2 separate regions of the Homo sapiens genome follow, and region 2 is linked to region 1. The links are chromatin contacts, found by POLR2A ChIA-PET in ENCODE. All regions are on one chromosome and are shown on one strand. Each heading gives the region's core, a stretch centred on a gene start or an enhancer-like site at or near the end of the contact. The rest is flanking DNA. Distances are from core to core; before and after follow the strand shown.

Region 1 (4,367 bases), core at 980-3,479:
TTGTTTGTTTGTTTGTTTGTTTGTTTTGTTTGTTTGTTTGAGATGGAGTTTCGCTCTTGTTGCCCGGGCTGCAGTACAATGGAGCGATCTTGGCTCACTGCAACCTCCGCCTCCCGGGTTCAAGCGATTCTCCTGCCTCAGCCTCCCGAGTAGCTGGGATTACAGGCATGCGCCACCACGCCTGGCTAATTTTGTATTTTTTTTTAAGTAGAGATGGGGTTTTACCATGTTGTCAGGCTGGTCTCGAACTCCTGAACTCAGGTGATCCACCCGCCTCGGCCTCCCAAAGTGCTGGGATTACAGGTGTGAGCCACCGTGCCTGGCCGAAAGTTGAAATTATTTTGAAAAGATATGATATGTAAAATCTTTATTTAATAGTTCTCCCTGTCCCCTGCCCCACCCCAGATCAATACCCTCTAAGCTGGAGAGGAGCAAGAGAGTTTAGGGAGCTAGATGCATCTTGGGAGGCCTGAGACCTGTTTCCTTTTGGGTCTTGGCGTGGAGGAGATGACAGGACACTCCTACAAGGACGGGGTTCAGGGAGGTGAGGACCATGTGTCACTTCCCTGGGAAAGCCTCGAGTGGTGCTGAGCCTCAGAGGGTCCTCTGGCACCATGGTGTGGAAGCTGCAGAGCAGAAGTAGAATGTGGCATGTCTAGGCAGAGAACCCCTGACCCCCATCCTACCCCTAGCCCTCCTTCTCACCCCAAACATCCAGGTTTACATGGCTCTTCCAGGGGGTGGAAGTGAGCACAGAGAGTAACCTCCAGGAAGCTGCCAGCCTGCAAAGGGGCTTTCAGCAGGAATGGGGGCATGGAGCAGAGAGGACGCTGCCAAAGGGAGCATCTGCCAGGATTGAACAAGGGCAGCCCCTGTAATGGCTTGGAAAAGGGACGTGTTTAAGGACCAGACAGAAACATGCTACATCTCAAAAAAAGAACTCGGGGCAGATTGAGCAGAGACATAGCCTCCCTTTTCCATGGATGCTCCAGATCCCGCCCTTGGCATCAACTCTGGGGAGTGAGTAAGAATGAAAATCTTAAATTTAATAGAATTGAATACTAAAATGATTGAGAAAATGACTTAAGGGACTGTTTTACTTGGAAGTAACTATACTAGTTTTTCTGCATCAGCCAAAATAAGAGCTTGAAATGAAAAATGAGACCAATTACAGAAAAATAAAGAAAATGACCTTGTACCTAGAGGAGCCTTCTGACTAGGGAAATCAAACCTTGCATTGATCAGGGGTTCAGGGGTTCACTACCTACACATGCCACACTCCATTTCTGCTGCCACACCGTGGTGGCCAAGAGGACCCTCTTCCAGCCGGTGCCCCATCCCATCCACTGAAACGTGCTAAACTGTGCTCCTATTTACAGAACTATGAGCCTTGTAAGAAAGCCAGCAACTGGCCAGGTGCAGTGGCTCATGCCTCTAGTCTCAGAACTTTGGGAGGCCAAAGTAGGTGGATCACGAGGTCAGGAGTTCGAGACCAGCCTGGGTAACATGGTGAAACCCTGTCGCTACTAAAAATACAAAAATTAGCAGGGCGTGGTGGCATGCGCCTGTAATCCCAGCTACTCGAGAGGCTGGGACAAGAGAATTGCTTGAACCCTGGAGGTGGAGGTTGCAGTGAGCCGAGATCGCGCCACTGCACTCCAGTCTGGGCGACAGAGCAAGACTCCGTCTTGGATTAAAAAAAAAAAAAAGAAAGCCAGGAATTTGTAGCCTAAAAATAATAAAGCTAAAAGGGACTTTAATGATTGTTTGATCCAACCTCTTCATTTTAACAATGAAGAAACCAGGGCCTGAGAAGGAACATGACTTGCTCAGGGTCCCAACACAATTGAGTGATGGAGCTGAGAGAATCTGGTTCCTCAGGTGTTCTCACCACAACTCTTTTCCCATACCAGCTCCGGTCCCTCCTGGTCCCCTAAGTGCACAAATCTCTCCACGGACCAAGGACTTGGTCTTGCCCCATAGCCACCAATCATTGACAGCCCTCTCTGAGCTCAGGCACAAGCCCAGGCCTCCAGCAGGAGGGCAGCTGTCCAGTCTCCTGGGCTGGACCTGTGATCCAGAGCAGATGGCGCCAAGGACAGGGAGCAGAGGAGCGAGGGACATGACTGGGGAGCTGCCTAGCATGTAGACTTATGGGTGACCCTCCTACAGCATGACCTCTTGGCCCCAGAACAAAGCACTTCTCCAACACGCTATGGATCATGGCTTGTGGGGGACGACATGACACATGCCAAAGATTCTTTCCAAGCCACAATTGCTTTGGAGCCATGGCAGAAAGTCTCTGTCTGCTGGGGCCTGAGAGCTCCCCGCAGGCCATGCTGAAAGGAAGGAAAGTCTCAGACCTCACTGAGTTGGGACCACTGGCTGCCAGGAGACCACCCCAAACATCAGAACCCAAGGGAACAAGAGGTCAAGACTCCCTGCCCTAAAGGCCAACACCAAATTAATGAGCAACTTTCCAAGCAGGTAAGCACCAGTGTTGAGTTTACTCTGTCAGCCCTGAGCCAAGAGTTTTGCTCACTGTTCTCATTTAATCCTCACAATCTAGTAGGCAAGTATTATTATCTTTTTAAAAAGAGATGATACAAATAAAGTTCAGAAGGTTAAGTGACTTGCTAGGGCTACACAGTCTTTAAGGAGAAGACCTAGGATTAGAACCCAAGTGTGTCTCACTCACTGGACACCGTGGCCTTTCAAGAGGGCTCCTTGTGTGTCTTCAGCTGCAGAGTAGCCCTTGGTCATGCTTCAGAGCTTCCGTGAGTCTTTCTCCCAGGAATATCTCTCTTAGTCCTTCCCACCAGAATCTGGGGTGCAGAGGGGGAATAGAAACAGCCCCGCCCATTCCCTTGCAGGTTAGGGATTGAGAGCCAGGACACCTGGGCACTTGCCTTCCCCTCTGCTGACCACATCTCTGAGCAGCCACTTCTTTCTCAAGAAGGCTGTTTTCTGGACAGTAATTGGAACTGGTTCTGAGGATCTGCCACATTCCCTCAGGGCTGTTTTAAGTTATAAGCACAACAGCCCTATATTAGGAACGACACTCACTGAAGGCTGATGTATGAGCAGAGCTTAAAGCAACAAATAAAACCTACAATGGGCCAGGCTCAGTGACTCATGCCTGTAATCTCAGCACTTTGGAAGGCTGAGGCAGGAGGATCGCTTGAGCCCAGGAGGTGGAGGCTGCAGTGAGCCGTGATTGTGCCACTGAAGCCGAGGTGACAGAGGGACACCCTACCTCAAAACAACAACAACAGCAACAAAATCTACAGTAAAGTTAATCCCACATAGGGTTCAATGACAAGCACAATCATGGAGCTATATAGAAATTAGACCTAAACGATGAATAGTCCCTGAACGTGAGTGAGTATACCATTACTTTTGCGTAACTTAGCCAAAATGTCAGTTTCTCTATTCTCATTTGGTGGATTCCTTAGCTACAATCTGTCATCAGGGCTAAAAGTTTTCTTGGGTCACTATAAACAGTTTTATCCTCACTCTACTCCCCAACCCATATACCTACATGCATACTGATTCCCACACATATTAAAGATGGAGGTTTGCACTTCTGCTTGCAGCAGGGACCCTACCAACCCCTACTGTGGTCCAGGCACAAGGTTCCTGGTGTTTTCTCATATGTTCGTTGATGGTTCTAGTTTCTTCTGCACCTACTTACTCTCGCCACACTCTCTCTCTGTCTCTCTCTGTCACACACACACACACACACATGCACATATGCACACTAGCCCAAGCATGCCTTCTTACATGAGCAGAATCCTTGAGACACCCTCTATTTCCCACTCAAGATTCGTGTGCTGGGTGGGCCCCAGGTGCAGGAACTGGGACCCTGAGGCTGTAGAGGGCCTGTTCCCAGGGTCTTCCTCCATGACCCCTTTGGGCCCTCAGCTATGTCTCCTCCTGCTCCTGGCAGGGTTAGGTTGTCTGCCAGTGACTAAGTGGGGCTCAGAGGCCACCAGCCCTTGCTCAGCACTGGCGGCCTGACTCAGAGCAGTGTGTGGTCCCTGCTACATCCTGTTGTGAAGGATGCTGTTCCCTGTTTCAGAGGATCCTGCTCTAATCCCCCGACAGGCTAAGGAAGTCAGTAAAGGGAAACAGCCGTGGGGTTTATAGAAAAGCCCGCCCTGGCCTCCTTCCTGCGTGACGGCTTTCCTGGGCCTCTGTCAGCCCCAAGGAGCTGCGTGTGTTGTTGAGGAGCCATTCTGGTCAATACCGGAGATCAAAGGAAAGGTAATTTCAGCAGCACTAAAAATAGGCCCTGTGGTTATTTCAGAGCTGTTTTGCTAGCAGTGCAGGAGCAAATCTTGGATTTTGCTCAAACTTCCTGTCCA
Region 2 (4,367 bases), core at 715-3,214, 3.2 Mb before region 1:
AAATGGAAATGATCATAAAAGTCCCTACTGAGTTGGATTTGTGTCAGGACCAAATGAAATAATGCATGTAAAGTATTTCACACAGGACCTGGTACACAATAAAATCTCAAGAAGTGTTATTTTATAGTGTTAATGTTACTGTTATTATCGCATTTGTTATTAGTTATATTATTACTATGCATAGGGGCCCCGGAGACAGAAATGATCAGGATGGATTCATGGAGGTCCTTGTGAATTGGGACTTAACCAGGAGGATTGGGACTTAATTTGGACAAAAGAGAGAGGAAGATCATTGTAGGCAAGGACAACAACACAGATCCAGGCTGGAGAACATGGATAAACTCTGTAAAGCCTTACAGTGCATGTTTCCACTCACCTAAAACAGAAGTCATGAGGCTTAAAATAAACCTGAACCATTCTCACCTAGTCCTTTAAAGCTAGGACACTCAATGAATCACATCACTTCCCTGGCCATGAACATAACCAGTGCGGGCTCCCTTCTTTGACCATGTAGGAATGAAAAGTTTTCTTTAACATATTTTATCTAACATGTGTATGAGGTGGAGTGTGGGGGAAAAGAAAGAAGGAGGAAGCCAGAGAAAACTCAGAGGCGAAGATGTTTTCAAAGATTCCTTTTCCTGTTCTACTTCCTTTAAAAATGAAGTTGGTGTCATAAAATTTCATTTTCAAATCATTCATTCAACAAATATTTATCAGTAATCTACTATGTGTCAGGGATTGTTCTAGTCACTGTTCTAGCAGCTGCTTGAATATAACATTTAAATTAAGGACTTCATAATCAGGTCACGTTTCTTTTACCTGCACTTTGTCACAAAGTTTTTTTTCTAAACAAAATAAAACCGACTTAACTGTAAAATCTCCCCAGTATCATTTCAAGATCATGACAATCCTGCTTACAAAGAAGAGACATCGTATTCACCTTCCCCTGAACAGTAATCACTCCCACCTCCCAGGCTCTGCCTTTTTACAGGAAAGGAAACATCCGCATGTCACAAACAAATGCCTTTGGGAGCCATACCATTATATAAAAGAGCCAAGTAGGATGCGTAAAAGGTACATTTTGATAGAAACGTCTTATTTGGAAAACAGAGTCTTTGCAGATGTAATTTATTTAGGGATCTTTCCCCTTAGCGCCACAATAAAAAAAAATGTGTGATGATAAGTGGGACCTGACACCACTCTCTGTTAGGGAAGTCACAGGGAGAGGTGCGGTTTGTGATGAACATCACTGCTCAGTGATGACAAATTGCTGTCAGCCTAACGTTGGACCTTGAGTTGCCAAGTCTTCTGATTTGTTAAGAGAAGCCAGAAATCTGGAGTTTTAGATAAACTATCCCAATTTTCAAACACTGGGAACTAACAACGACAAAAGTTTAGGATTCCGTATGGGCCAAATAAAATACATCAGCCGTGGGCAGTTGCCTACTATTTTGTAATTCCCACAACAGACAACTGTGCCAGGCTCTAAGCCTCATGAAAGTGGGCAGCACATCTGTCTTTTGCACCTCTGTACCCTGAGTCCCAGCTTGAAGCCTCGCACTGTGAAGGTTACATAAATAAAGAGAGAAAACCAAGTGACTCCTTCCTTCTGAATTCCCTGTTATCAGGAGTTAGTGCAGACTTGGAGGAGCATGTTCCCTTCCTCCTGACTCAGCTTCCAAGTCCTGTGATGACTGGCACCAGCATCTGCTGGAGATGAGATGACAGAAGCACTACCACAGCCAACCAAGAATCCAAATAAGCCACACAGTAAGGCAAGGAGATGCTCTCTCAAGAGAACCAGAACACCCTTGGGTATTTCCATGTGTCAAATGGATAACTGGCTCAGCGATGGAAATGTTTTGGTAGTCTCCAAATACTCACTCTCTGCTTATTAGTAGTGTGAGCCTGGGCATGCAGTTAACCTTCCTGAGTCTCAGTCTCCTGATCTGTGAAATGGGAATCATAAATAATAGCTGCCTCCAAGAACGATGGTGAAGATGAAATGAGCTAATGGGTGTCTGACTAAGGTTTGTTTAGAAGGTCACAAATGCAGGGTTTGGCTTCCAGTCAATGCACGAGTCAAATGCCACTGTGCTTATCCGTGAATGTAAAGCTGCCCTCGGGGTTACTCCTAGCATCTCTTCTTTCCCAGTCACGATTCTACTTCCTCTCTCAGATCTCCTCTGGGCTTTACGGACCTGCCCAAAGGGTGATCTGTTCTACTTTCTGCACAACGTTTTTATAATATGGGCTGCTCATCAATGGAATTTCAAGAACATTTGCTCTTGTCAAACATATTTTGAGCCTGGCTGTTTTTTTCTGACAAATGTTCTTATCCACTGTTTCAAGTTGTTGCATTTACCAACCTATCCTTTCAGCAAAGTTGGTTGCAGATTCAGTCTTCATTAGGATCTACATTGGCTTGACTGTTTATCATAAAATAAAACACACCTGGACATCAGACTGCCTCTACTCACCATTTTTGAAACTCTTCTTATTCTTCTTCTTCTTTTTTAAAAATGAGACTAAAATTAAAAATACAGGGGCTTTCCAGTTATTTGCATGTACTCAAAATGGTAAAAGTAACTGATAGGGCTAAAAATACCATGAAAAGATTCAAACTATTTCATACCCCACGCAACAGAAACATCAGCTTTTAAAACTCCTGGTTACGTGAATTGGGATGTAAGGCAAATGTCCTCTCCAGATATTCCCTGAAAGGAAGGAACAATACAAATCCCAACAGTTTGGTGGCGTGGTCCTCCTTCCCTCAACAGGCCTGGTGCCGTATTCAAGGGGCCAAGGATACAATGACAAAAATGACAAACATAGCCCCCACCCTCACAGATTTTGTCCTGTAATTACTTCCTTTACTGCACATCATGAAGAGGAGGAGAGAGCAGTATTAATTAATTTTTACAGATGTGAAATAAATGAGATGTCAGCAGTGTGCCCACATGAGAGAGCAAATGTCCATTTGAGGGGAACCCGGCCCAGGCTGGGATGCAGAAGTTTGCTCCCTGTCCTTTGTAAATCTCAGTTTCTTCTTTAGTTTAAAAAAAAAAAAAAAAAAAAAAAAGGAAGGGGCAGGGGTGATGTTACACTCACAGCCCTGCCCAGGCTGCATTGCAGGGTATGTGTGAGAATTTACTGAGGAAACGTATGTGAAAAGTGCTGTGAAAACTGTAATTAACTATTACAGAAAGTTAAAGCACTGCCCTACAGCCTACCACACGGAGTAGGCATTTCATAATTGTTGATGAACATAAGGGTTCTCTTTTTCTGTCCTCCAGGGCTGTCCATCATATACAGGCGACCTCAGCTGGAGCCATGTTTAGATGAAAACAATCACTTCAGGAGAAAATTTAGAGTCCTGAGGCAAAATGAATCACCCCTTCCAATGCTGGCATGTGGATGCCTTCGCATGCATTGGGGCAGCTGTGGTCAGCCATATGGGTCTAATCCAGATATGTGTGTGCTTCCTAAAATGGCCGCTGGGCTCTAGTGACCACAAGATGGAAGCCTCCTCAGTCCTCATGTTGAGGAGATTAATCCTCAGGAGTCAGGAAGAAGGAATGTATACTGCTATGCACTAAACTTTCTTCTTGGCTGTGGGGACAGAGAAAGGATCTTGACTGGAAGTTTGGTGACTCATACACAGGATTGTGCTATCGTGATGAGCTATTGGGCTGGTACTACAGAATCAAGTTGACTCTTGGTTCCTTATTCTTAAGGCTCCACTGGTTCTTACATCTAGAATCCTAGAAGTTTAGAGCTGGAAAAGACCTCACAAATGAGCATAAAACCCTTGTTTAAAAAAAGCCAAAGTCAAGGCTGTTAGCAAGGAGACAAAACCAAGCAACTGCTGAGGGAAGGCTGAAAGCAAGGTCTCACATCTAGGATTTTGCCACTACACTATGCTACCCAACACTGCAGTTACTAAATACAGTGCTTGATGGCTTCTAAGTTTTCCTTCAATATGAGACAGAGAGAGAAAGATTCCTCCCCAGCAAAAAGGAATTTTTTTCTTAGCCTTTATTTCTAGAGTTCAGATTTTTTTCATTTGTACTCCTGAATTTTTTTTTTTTTGAGATGGAGTCTCGCTCTGTCGCCCAGTGCAGTGGCACCATCTCGGCTCGCTGCAAGCTCCACCTCCCGGATTCACGCCATTCTTCTGCCTCAGCCTCCCAAATAGCTGGGACTACAGGCACCTGCCACCACGCCAAGCTAATTTTTTTGTATTTTTAGTAGAGATGGCGTTTCACCGTGTTAGCCAGGATGGTCTCGATCTCCTGACCTTGTGATCTGCCCGCCTTGGCCTCCCAAAGTGCTGGAATTACAGGCTTGAGCCACCACGCCCAGCC

What was found. ChIA-PET counts read pairs that join two places held with the same protein, here RNA polymerase II (POLR2A).
Region 2: POLR2A ChIA-PET joins it to region 1 with 13 read pairs in activated CD4-positive, alpha-beta T cell. The contact joins two enhancer-like sites. POLR2A ChIA-PET finds 5 or more read pairs at or near these places in 2 of 52 experiments (activated CD4-positive, alpha-beta T cell and activated T-cell).

What each region holds. Positions count from the first base shown.
Region 1 is chr2:30,366,258-30,370,624 of GRCh38, reverse strand. No RefSeq gene overlaps it. Among named protein-coding and RNA genes, the nearest start is that of LINC01936, 22 kb to the right of the region's middle. Within about 2 kb of position 2,229, at least 4 of the 41 ENCODE cell types and tissues checked have a DNase peak (open chromatin) inside an H3K27ac peak, as active enhancers do.
Region 2 is chr2:33,529,213-33,533,579 of GRCh38, reverse strand. All of the region lies in intron 10 of RASGRP3 (RAS guanyl releasing protein 3), which reads right to left. Among named protein-coding and RNA genes, the nearest start is that of RASGRP3-AS1, 38 kb to the left of the region's middle. RefSeq lists silencers at 2,651-2,730, 2,741-2,860. Within about 2 kb of position 1,964, at least 4 of the 41 ENCODE cell types and tissues checked have a DNase peak (open chromatin) inside an H3K27ac peak, as active enhancers do.